2 separate regions of the Homo sapiens genome follow, and region 2 is linked to region 1. The links are chromatin contacts, found by Hi-C or POLR2A ChIA-PET in ENCODE. All regions are on one chromosome and are shown on one strand. Each heading gives the region's core, a stretch centred on a gene start or an enhancer-like site at or near the end of the contact. The rest is flanking DNA. Distances are from core to core; before and after follow the strand shown. Region 1 has its middle 63 kb from the start of GPCPD1. Region 2 overlaps SHLD1 (shieldin complex subunit 1).

Evidence for each region. Hi-C counts contacts between places; a loop is a spot of excess contacts on that map. ChIA-PET counts read pairs that join two places held with the same protein, here RNA polymerase II (POLR2A). Pooled maps may share reads with other maps.
Region 2: a pooled map shows a loop between it and region 1 (4-fold over the local background). The contact joins two enhancer-like sites. A Hi-C loop is called at or near these places in 4 of 168 maps with a recorded cell type or tissue (B cell, Caco-2, K562 and 1 more), 2 of 37 single-sample maps with no recorded cell type and 9 of 50 pooled maps. POLR2A ChIA-PET finds 5 or more read pairs at or near these places in 5 of 52 experiments (CD8-positive, alpha-beta memory T cell, GM12878, HCT116 and 2 more).

What each region holds. Positions count from the first base shown.
Region 1 is chr20:5,671,426-5,677,446 of GRCh38, forward strand. No RefSeq gene overlaps it. Among named protein-coding and RNA genes, the nearest start is that of GPCPD1, 63 kb to the left of the region's middle. Within about 2 kb of position 3,051, at least 6 of the 41 ENCODE cell types and tissues checked have a DNase peak (open chromatin) inside an H3K27ac peak, as active enhancers do; they include B cell and OCI-LY7, where a contact is called at or near this core.
Region 2 is chr20:5,795,875-5,802,069 of GRCh38, forward strand. All of the region lies in intron 2 of SHLD1 (shieldin complex subunit 1), which reads left to right. Among named protein-coding and RNA genes, the nearest start is that of SHLD1, 49 kb to the left of the region's middle. RefSeq lists an enhancer at 2,249-2,448. Within about 2 kb of position 2,182, at least 4 of the 41 ENCODE cell types and tissues checked have a DNase peak (open chromatin) inside an H3K27ac peak, as active enhancers do; they include B cell and OCI-LY7, where a contact is called at or near this core.

The sequences.
Region 1 (6,021 bases), core at 1,801-4,300:
GCCATGTGGGCCAGGCTGGTCTCAAACTCCTGACCTCAGGTGATCTGCCTGCCTTGGCCTCTCAAAGTGCTGGGATTACAGGCGTGAGCCACCATGCCCTGCTCCAGATTGGTAAGAACCCAGTGCTTTCCTTGGTGTATAACAATTACCCCACACTCTTGAGTGTCTTAAAATAGTCAGCAGACGTTAAAAGTTGCATCAGAATCTTTTTTTTTTCTTTTGAGACGGAGTCTTGCTGTGTCACCCAGGCTGGAGTGCAGTGGCACAATCTCGGCTCACTGCAAGCTCTGCCTCCCGGGTTCACACCATTCTCCTGCCTCAACCTCCCGAGTAGCTAGGACTACAGGCACCTGCCACCACGCCCGTCTAATTTTTTGTATTTTTAGTAGAGATGGGGTTTCACCGTGTTAGCCAGGATGGTCTCGATCCCCTGACCTTGTGATCCACCCACCTCGGCCTCCCAAAGTGCTGGGATTACAAGGCGTGAGCCACCGCGCCCGGCCTGCATCAGAATCCTTTTTTTAAAAAAAGTTACCTTGGACCAGGCAGGGTGGCTCACTCCTGTAATCCCAGCACTTTGGGAGGCCAAGGCAGGTGGATTATCTGAGGTTAGGAGTTCGAGACCCGCCTGACCAACATGGTGAAACTCTGTCTCTACTAAAAATACAAAATTAGCCAGACATGGTGGTGCACACCTGTAATCCCAGCTACTGGGGAGGCTGAGGCAGAAGAATCGCTTGAACCCAGGAAGTGGAGGTTGCGGTGAGCCGAGATTGTGCCATTGCACTCCAGCCTGGGCAACAAGAGCAAAACTCCGTCTCAAATAAATAAATAAATAAAAAATAAATATAAAAAAGTGATCTTATATTAGTCTGTTCTCATGCTGCTATAAAGAACTTCCCTAGACTGGGTAATTTATAAGGGAAAGAGGTGTAACTGACCCACGGTTCCACATGACTGGGGAGGCCTCAGGAAACTTACAATCATGGCAGAAGGGGAAACAAGCCGTCTTACGTGGCAGCAGGTGAGGCCGGGGGTGTGGGGAGAGGGAGAGAGCACGTGTAAGCACAGGAAAAACTACTCTTTAAAACCGTCAGATCGCATGAGAACTCACTATCATGAAAACAGCACGGGGGAACTGCCCCCATAATCCAATCACCTCCTACCAGGTCTCTCCGTTAACGCCTGGGGATTACAAGTCAAGATGAGATTTGGGTGAGAACACAAAGCCTAATCATATCAGATCTGTTTTTATTTTATTTTATTTTATTTTATTTTATTTTATTTTATTTTATTTTATTTTATTTATTATTTTATTTTATTATTTTATTTTATTATTTTATTTTATTTTATTTTATATTTTATTTTATTTTATTTTGAGAGGGAGTCTAACTCTGTCACCCAGGCTGGAGCGCAGTGCCGCGACCTCCGCTCACTGCAAGCTCCGCCTCCCGGGTTCCCGCCATTCTCCTGCCTCAGCCTCCAGAGTAGTGGGGACTACAGGCGCCCACCACTACGCCCGGCTAATTTTTTATATTTTTAGTAGAGACGGGGTTTCACCTGTGTTAGCCAGGATGATCTCGATCTCCTGACCTCGTGATCCGCCCGCTTCGGCCTCCCAAAGTGCTGGGATTACAGGCGTGAGCCACCGCACCCGGCCATATCTGTTTTTAAATATACATAATATTGAATTATATCTGTTCTTATGTTTAAAGTACTAGTAGGAAATACCCAAAATATTAATAATCTTTGTAACTGAGGGATAGGTTTATACTTGATTTTTACTTTTACTTTTCATTTATCTGTAGTGCCTATATTGTCTACAATAAACATGTATTATATATTTACTTTTGTTGTAAGGAACAAAGGTTTTTCTAAAAGTGGGGAGTGAGACTTAACCCCTGAACTCCCCCCAAAAAGACCATTGAATTTGTTTTCATGAGAATTAAACATTTCTTGAGTCAAAGACACCAAAAGTGAACTTAACAGCAGATGAACTGAGAAAAAGTATTTACAATGTGCAGAGCAGAAAAAGAGTTTTATTTTTCTGAAAACATTTTTATTTATTTATTTATTTTGAGACAGGGTCTCACTTTGTCACCCAGGCTGCAATGCAGTGCTATTATCTCAGCTCACTGCAGCCTTGACCTCCTGGGTTCAAGTGATCCTCTAACCTCAGCCCCCCAAGTATCGGGGACTACAGGTGCACGCACCACCGCACCCAACTAATTATTTGTATTTTTTGTAGAGACAGATTTTCGCTATGTTGCCCAGGCTCAAACTTCTGGGCTACAGCAATCTGCCCACCTTGACCTCCCAAAGTGCTAGGATTACAGGCATGAGCCACCATGCTTGGCCAGGAAAAGAATTTTAATCATTATATACATATACGTGTGTGTGTGTGTGTGTATACATATATATAAAACAAGTCAATAAGAAAAATAAAAACAATCAATAGAAAATTGAACAAAAGATAACAGCAATTTACAGAAGTTGAAGAAAAAAGTCCAATAAATATATGAAAAGATTTTAATCTCATTAAAAACGAAGGAAATAGAGGTCACAACCATTAATAAAATATTTTTTGCCAAAAAAATTTTTTTTGCTTATCACTTTAGAAAATACCTTAAAAATCACTAGCAATCAGAGTTTGTGAGGATGGTTATTCTCGCTAATAATACCAACCATCTATGTGTATACCTACTGTTGGTGGAACTGAAAATTGGCAGAGCCCTTTCTGAAAAGAACTTAGTGGTATATGTCAATACTTTAGGTATGCATGCCCTATGACACAGTGGTTCCAATTTCAGGTATCTATTCCAGAGAAATATTTGCCCATGTGCATGAAGAGGTGTGTACAAGAAGAGGCATGAGTCATAAAGCACTGGAAACAACACAAATGTCTAGCATGGAAGAATGGTTATGTAAACTATGATTGGTCTGTTCTATTGAAAAACCACACAGCACCTAAAACAATTAGAAAGACCTATATGTGGTGACATGGCAAGATAGAGCAACATAGCTCAGGGGTAACCACTGAGGGCCTGTCTGGATTCAAATCATGTTTCTGAAACTTCCTGTCTGTCAGACCTTGGAGAAGCCGCCTAAAGCGCTCTAAGTTTCCACTTCCCCATTTGTAAAATCGGAAAGATAGTATTATGTGCCTCCTAGGGCTGTTAATGAGAATTAAATGGGGCAATACATGCACTGTGTTTTTTTTTTTTTTTTTTTTTTGAGACAGGGACTTGCTCTATCATCTAGAGTAGAGTGCAGTGGCATTATCATGGCTCATTGCAGCCTTGACCTCCCAGGTTCAAATGATCCTCCTACCTCAGCCTCCTGGGACTGTAGCTGGGAATACAGGAGTGCACCACTGTGCTTGGCTAATTTTTATTTTTTTGTAGAGATGGGATCTTGCTATGTTGCCCAGGGTAGTCTCGAACTCCTGGGCTCAAGTGATCCACCCGCCTCAGCATCCCAAAGTGCTGGGATTAGAGGTATTAGCCACTTTGCCTGGCCATACACAACATTTTGAACTGTGTGTGTCTCACAGTAATTTATCAATAAAAATACAAACTTTTGCATATTAGAGAAAAGCAAGTTGTAGAACACCAAACATGATATCAAAGCCTTAATACTAAAGGTAATATATGTGGGTATGCCTATATATGCATAGAAAATGGCCCAGTAGAAAACATGTCTCATTAATAGCGGTGTTTATTTCTGATAAAGGAAAGGACTGGGATAAGGCTGGGGTAGGAAAGCTGTCATATCAACTCTACACTTCAGTATTATTTACTTTTTTACAGAAATAAATGTAACTTGTTTGCTGCATGCAGGCACTTGCATGCGCACGCGCGCACACACACACACACACACACACACACATATGCATACACCAGTTACCTTGGGCAAGGCAATATAGGCTTTGACTCTAGTTTGAAGATTTCAAGAGTACCAAATGTTTTACTCAAGGAATTTGAGCAATTGTGCAATTTTCAACAGTGTTTTGTGTCTATTTTGGCTACACAGAGAACTTCCTCAACAACATGGAAACAGACGAGTTTAGATTGTAGTTAACAAGAATAATTTGCAGAAATAGAAAGAAGCAAATAATCTGTTCTGTTAATAACACTCATCTGTCACCCATGCAATGCCTTTCACAGTTGACTGAGAGCCAATTTTATCTTGCTGTCACATAGAGTGTCCTTTTTATCATTGCAGTTGCACACTTCCCACAATCTTTAGGCAAAGAGGCGGAACTGCCTCATCTACGTGTATAGAAGTTATCTTGTTGCCCGGGTTGGAGTGTGCAGTGTGCAGTCTTGCCTCACTGCAGCCTTGACCTCCTGGGTTTAAGCAATCCTCCTGCCTCAGCCTCCTGAGTTTCTAGGACTACATACATGCCACCATGCTGGGCTAATTAAAAAAAATTTTTTTTGTAGAGATAGGGTCTTGCTATGTTGCCCAGGCTGCTCTCAAACTCCTGGCTTCAAGTGATTCTCCCACCTCAGCGTTCTAATATGTAGGGATTATAGGTGTCAGCCACCATGCTCAGCCTCTCTTGTGTCTCTGAAGAAGGTGCTGGTGAAGAAAGGATCTGGGGCGTCCCAGGTGAGGGAGAACTTTCCAACGCATGCAATCCATCTTGGGCCTCAGGTGACACCCTTGTATCATTCTGAATTAGGAAACGCTTCATTTTTTTAAACCTCATTATGCAAGGAGAATATTTTTTAAAATATTTTAAGGCCAGGCGCAGTGGCTTATGCCTGTAATCCTAGCACTTTTGGAGGCCGAGGCAGGTGGATCACCTGAGGTTGGGAGTTTGAGACCAGCCTGGCCAACATGGTGAAACCCCATCTCTACTAACAACACAAAAAGTACACTGGGCATGGTGGTGCCTGCCTGTAATCTCAGCTACTTGGGAGGCTGAGGCAGGAGAATCGCTTGAACCTGGGAGGCAGAGGTTGGAGGAAGCTGAGATTGTGCCACTGCACTCCGGCCTGGGCGACAGAAGGAGACTCTGTTTCAAAAAAGAAAAAAAAATGCAATCAAAACAAAAATAATAATCATTATGATATGATACCCATGGATTAACCACTCAGATTTAATGGATTTGAACATTTTTACACAATAGATTCTGGTGTGATTTTTTAAAAAAAGTTTATTAAAAAAAATAAAACTGGCTGGGCACGGAGGCTCACGCCTATAATCCCAGCACTTTGGGAAGCTGAGGCGGGTGGATAGCCTGAGATCAAGAGTTTGAAACCAGTCTGGCCAACATGGTGAAACCCTGACTCTACTAAAAATACAAAAATTATCCAGGCGTGGTGGCACATGCCTGTAATCCCAGCTACTCGGGAGGCTGAGGCAGAAGAATTGCTGGAACCCAGGAGGTGGAGGTTGCGGTGAGCCGAGATCTCACCACTGCACTCCAGCCTGGGCAACAGAGCTAGACTCGGTGTCAAAGAAATAAATCAATTAGATTAAATTTAAAAAAAAACTATGCAACTACAGCTAACTCCTTCCACCCTGTCCCAATCCTTTCTTGTACTTCCTTTTGCAGAGGTAACCAGCTTCCTGAACTGAGAGAGATCATTAGTGAGCATAGTTTTATTTTCTTCTTTTTTTCTTTTTCTTTTTATTTAAATAATAGGGACGAGGTCTTGCTATGTTGAACAGTCTGGTCTTGAACTCCTGGCCTCAAGCAATCCTCCCATCTCAGCCTCCCAAAGTGCTGGGATTATAGACGTGAGCCACCATACCCAGCCAACTAATGAGCATAGTTTTAAATCTCCCCACATAAATACGTGCATCATTCAGGGCCTTGACAAGCATGTGCAAACGGGGTCATGGAAGACAATTTCATAAAAGTTCTCTTTGCAAATGTAGAGGCTGCAATAAGGGACCCCAGAAAGGGATGGTGAAGCATCTTGGGGGTAGCAACTGGAGGTCCCCTGCTACAGAACTCAGAAAGACTTGCCACTGTAGCAGAGGGTTACCGACAGTACTTGTGGTCTT
Region 2 (6,195 bases), core at 932-3,431, 120 kb after region 1:
CTCGGGAGGCTGAGGCAGGAGAATGGCATGAACCCAGAACCCGGGAGGCAGAGCTTGCAGTGAGCCGAGATCGCACCACTGCACTCCAGCCTGGGCAACAGAGCGAGACTCTGTCTCAAAAAAAAAAAAGAAAGAAAGAAAATATCATCTATTCCGGAACAGTAGATATCTACTTATTTCTCCACATCAGAATTCTCTATGTAAAGATTAGCTGTTGAAGCTATTACATTCTGGGTGGTGCTAGAAATCATTACTTAAGGAATAGAAATTAGAATGTTGTTATACATTTACCAAAGCAAAAGAGCAATAATCCAAATTTTAATCAGATCTTAGAGGAAACATTTTTATAGCTGTTTATTACAAGACCTCAGAGTTTTCTTACTGTGAGCACTCTCAAAATTATCTAAAGTATTTTTTTAATTGAACTATTGGTCATAGTTATTAATGTTATTAATATATTACTATAAAAAGGCATAGAAAAATCATAATAAGAAACAGATAATTGCTAAACTATGATTTGAGTTGCCCCTCTAGAGTTTTTTCTTTTGTGGTCTATGTGAAAGGCACCCTATGGTTTTCCATTGCTTTATCTCTTTTTTAAAACCCATAGCGAATTCCCTAAATTTGAATTTGAAACATTTTCAGCGTGAGTTAGAAAGGGGGGAGATGAGGCCGGGCGCAGTGGCTCATGCCTGTAATTCCAGCTCTTTGGGAGGCTAAGGCGGGTGGATCACTTGAGTCTAGGAGTTTGAGACCAGCCTGGGCAACATGGAGAAACCCCATCTCTACAAAAAAATACAAAAAATTAGCCAGGCAGAGTGGCATGCGCATATAGTGCCAGCTACTCTAGAGGCTGAGGTGGAAGGATTGCTTGAGCCCAAGAGGCGGAGGTTGCAGTGAGCCATAATTGCACCACTGCACTCCAGCCTGGACAACAGGACAAGACCCTGTCTCAGAAAAAAAAAAAAAAAAAGGTGGAGAGGTGAGTTAAAGGATAATTGGCTGCAGTTTTACAGTCTACAGTTTTAGACTGTAAATCGGCATATCACTTTTCAAATATTAACTCAACCTTCAACAGGCATGAGAAGCTGAAGTTGTTTCTAACTAGCCAGGAAAATGAGAAGTATTATTGCATATCTCTCAGCATATTAGGAAGAATTGGAAGAAAAACAGACCCAGAGCTCTGGATTCTATCTTTTGCTCCAAAGTAATGATAGGAAGCTTTATTCATCTAACAATGGATGCTGTGATTTTAAAAATTTAAAACTACTCTTCTTGATGAAATAAGGAAAAACAAAAGGGGGAAGGAAAGGAATTAGGAAAGGAAAGAGGGAGAGGGGAGCAAGGGAGTGATTAGTATGCTTACATTTTATACTCTTGTGAGGATTAAGAATAATGTGTGTGGGCTGGGCACAGTGGCTCATGCCTGTAATCCCAACACTTTGGGAGCCTGAGTTAGGAGGATGGCTTGAGCTCTGGAGTTCAAGATCAGCCTGGGCAACATAGTGAGACCCCATCTCTACAAAATATAAACAAAATAAGCTGGGCATGGTGACGAGTGCCTGTAGTCCCAGCTACTCAAGAGGCAGAGGTGGGAGGATTGCTTGAGTCCTGGAGGTCAAGGCTGCAAGTGAGCTATGAACATACCACTGCACTCCAGTCTGAGTGACAGAGCTAGACTCCATCTCAAAAAAGAAGAAGAAGAATATGTGTGAAGTCCCATATAGTCCCAGTCCCAGCACACTGTCCCTACTTACTTACTAGACACAGTATTATAGTATCTGTGACAGTGATGGGCATGTAAAATTGTATGTTTAGTCAAATCATATTTGACTGGAGACATGTCTAACTTGTTTAATAAGTCACATTTATAATGCCTTTGCTACTCATGAACATCCAGTCACTTGATTTCACTGATACCTGCAGTCCTAGGCTTGCCAGTGTCCCAGGCCTCTTTGTTCACTATTTCCTGGGCTACTGCTTAGGCTCTATGCCTATTATACATGTAGATATGACCCTCTGTTCTCTGTCATCAACAGCAGTTGAATCAGAGGCCTTGTTTTGGTTATCTCTTGCTGCCTAACTACCCCAAAATTTAGTGGTGTGGAACAACAACCATTATGTTCTCTCTCACAATTTTGTGGGTTGATGTGCTTCAGCTGAGTGGTTCTTATGGTCCATGTGATATTGGCTGGGGCTGCAGTCACTTGGGGGCTTGAATGGTCTGGAATGTTCAAGGCTGCTCATTCACATGGCTGATAGTTGATGCTAGTCATCAGCTGGGAGCCCAGCTGGGCTGTCAGCTGAAGTGGCCACCTGTGGTCTCTCCATGCCCATGTGGCTCAGGCTTCTGACAACATGGTGGCTGAGTTCTGAGAGGGGAAATCGCAAGAGTGAGCCTTCCAAGAGAAGAAAAGTAGAAACTCTCAGTTCTCTTTTTTTTTTTTTGAGACGAAGTCTTTCTGTCACCCAGGCTAGAGTGCAGTGGCGTGATCTCGGCTCACTGCCAGCTCCGCCTCCCGGGTTCACACCATTGTCCTGCCTCAGCCTCCTGAGTAGATGGGACTACAGGCGCCTGCCACCATGTCTGGCTAATTTTTTGTATTTTTAGTAGAGACAGGGTTTCACCGTGTTAGCCAGGATGGTCTCAATCTCCTGACCTTGTGATCCGCCCGCCTCGGCCTCCCAAAGTGCTGGGATTACAGGCGTAAGCCACTGCGCCTGGCCTAACATTTTAGTTTTCTTTTTTTTTTTTTTTTTTGAGACGGAGTCTTACTCTGTCGCCCAGGCTGGAGTGCAGTGGCGAGAGCTCGGCTCACTGCAAGCTCCGCCTCCCAGGTTCACGCCATTCTCCTGGCTCAACCTCCAGAGTAGCTGGGACTACAGGCACCCACCACCGTGCCCGGCTAATTTTTTTGTATTTTTAATAGAGATGGGGTTTCACCGGGTTAGCCAGGATGGTCTCGATCTCCTGACCTCGTGATCCGCCCACCTCAGCCTCCCTCAGTTCTCTTAAAAACTAGCCTCAGCCAGTTGTGGGGGCTCATGCCTGTAATCCCCATACTTTGGAAGGCCAAGGTGGGTGGATCACTTGAGCCCAGGAGTTTGAGACCATTTGTGAGTCTCTACATGGCAACATGGCAAAACCCCGTCTCTACAAAAAAATACAAATACAAAAATTAGCCAGGCATGGTGGCGTTCACTTGTAGTCCTAGCTACTCAGGAGGCTGAGGTGGGAGGATCACCTGAGCCTGGGAGGCGGAGGTTGCAGTGAGTCGTGATTGCACCACTGCACTCTAGCCTGGATGACTGAGCGAGACTCTGTCTCAGAAAAAAAAAAAAATTAAAGGCTAGCCTCACTTCTGTTGCATTCCCTCCCCTCCCCTCCCCTATTCTCTCTCTCTCGCTCTCTCTCTTTCTTGCTTTCTTTCTCTCTTTCTTTTTGAGCCAGGGTCTCACTTTGTCCCTGAGGCTGTAGTGCATTGGCACCATCTTGGCTCACTGCGGCCTCAACTTCCCGGGTTCAAACAATCCTCCTATCTTGGCCCCCCAAGTAGCTGAGACTACAGACATGCACCACCATGCCTGGCTAATTTTTTTTTTTTTTTTTTTTTTTTTTGGAGAGACAGGGTTTTGCCATGTTGCCCAGGCTGGTCTCAAAACTCCTGAGCTCAAGCAATTTGCTCACCTTGGCCTCCCAAAGTGCTGGGATTACAGGTGTGAGCCACCGCGCCCAGCCTTCTGTTATCACAGGCCAGCTCAAATTCAAAGAGTGAAGGAATTGACTCAGCTCTTGATGAGAGATTGGCATGTGCATATAGGGAATGGCCTTCTTACTATAGGGTCAGTACCATATTCCTTTCAAATTGCCTTCATGAAGTGTAAGTCTTTTTAAAAGGATACTTACAAACTCAAGATTCATACCCTAGAAGTAATTCTGGAAAAGGTGGTAAGATATCATTGACCTAAACATGAGAACCTGGAATGATTTGTCTTGGACCCAGTTGTATGGCATTGGAACCATACTTGTGTCAGTACATAAACATGAAAGAGCTAATCTCTTTTGAATGGAAAATGTGGCCCAATTCTGTAAGAAAGGGTTTAAGGCCATACGTGATTATTGCTAGAGCAGTGGTTCTCAAAGTGATTTTGTCCTTCAGGGGGTATTTGGCAATGTCTGGAGACATTTTTGGTTGTTGCAACTGGGTAGGGGGCAGTGCTACTGGCATGTAGTGCATAAAGGCCAGAGATGAAGCTAAGCATGATACAATGCACAGTGCAGCCCTCTCCCACAACAAAGAATTGCAGCCCAAACATGTCAATAGTTTCAAGGCTGCCTGAGCTACAGCAAAGATTCTTCCCACACTGTCTTGGAAGTTCATACAAAGTACATTGCTTTTTATACTCCAAGACATCATTTGTGCCTTTTTTCCTATAAAAAACTTTTCTATCTGTATATTTCCAAATTCAAATTGTGAGATTTCTTTAAAGGCTCTTTACAACTTCTATTTATTTTTTGTATTTAAATAATTTATAGGGCCGGGCGTGGTGGCTCACGCCTGTACTCCCAGCACTTTGGGAGGCCAAGGTGGGTGGATCACTTGAGGTAAGGAGGTCGAGACCAGCCTGGCCAACATGATGAAACCCTCTACTAGAAATACAAAAATTAGCTGGGCACGGTGGCAGACACCTGTAATCCCAACTATTCAGGAGGCTGAGAAAGGAGAATTGCTTGAACCTGGGGCGGAGGTTGCAGTGAGCCAAGATTGTGCCACTGCACCCCAGCCTGGGCAACAGACCGAGACTGTCTCAAAAAAAAAAAAAAAAAGAATTTATGTACAGAGGTTGGATCAAGGTGACTTGTAGGGCACACCAGTTCCATCCCTTTTCTTCTACCTCAAACTCTAAGAGATGACAAGAAAAAAATTACATCTATGTATAAATCCATCTTTATCTGTATCTATACCTGTGTGTGTGTGTGTGCGTATGTCTATATCTCCTGAAAAGGAAGAAGAGGTGATGACTATGGATCAGAAATTTTGAGCATCATTGAAAGGCTGTGCATCAGGAAAGGCTAAATTATGCTGTGGTAACAACTCCCAAATTGAAGTTGTTTAAAAAACTATAGACTATTTCTCATTCATGCTCATTTGGACTGTCAGAGGGCTAGTTGTTTAGGGACCTAACAGCCACCATCTTTTTTTTTTTTTTTTTCTTTTTGAGACAGAGTTTCTCTCTTATCACCCAGGCTGGAGTGCAGTGGTGCGATCTTGGCTCACTGCAACCTCCATCTCCCAGGTTCAAGCCATTCTCCTGCCTCAGCCTCCCAAGTAGCTGGGATTACAGGCGTGTGCCACCAGGCCAGCTAATTTTGTATTTTTAGTAGAGACGGGGTTTCACCATGTTGGTCAGACTAGTCTCAAACTCCTTACCTCAAGCGATCCACCCACTTCCGCCTCCCAAAGTGCTGCGATTATAGGCATGAGCCACCATGCCTGGCCCAGCCACCATCTTGAATGTTGCTATTGCCTTACAGAGGCAAAAAGAGAACTCCGAAGGGCTTCTCATTGGCAGTTGAATGCTCTGCCCTGGAAGTGAACGAGAATCAAGTATCCTACTCACAGTTCATTGCTCAGGACTACTTACGTGGCCCCAGGACGTGCAGTCCTGTCAGTGGCCTGGAGAGGGGAGAATGGAAAATGTTTGACATATGGCTTGATTAACTCCTTCAAAGGCCAGGACAGATGGGCTCTACTGGAAGGAAGAAGCCACAGCTCAAGTGTGCACAGGGCAGGGCTCCTCTGGAAGATGGGAGTGGCTCCTGAAGATATAGCAGGGAGGAGAGGACCCTGTACAAAAGACAGAGTAATTTATTAGAGTACTCTCACAGGAATAACCTGGGAGATTGATTCCCCCGCCCCCCGTATCCCATAGATGGGAAAATTAGGAGGAGTGCTCTATTTTAACATTTGGAAATGTCTTAACATTTGATCTTTAATGTGCTATGGAAGTTACATAAGTCTCCACTATAAAGTTCCGTGTTCAAAAGCATTGTGCCTAGTACTGTGTGTGCTACATTGGATGTTCTCAGTGGGTACTCATTGAATTGAATGATGGTTCTAAACTTACCACAGGAAAAATGCATACACTGTTTTTAAAAATTATCATTGTTATTATTATACCATTATTCTATCT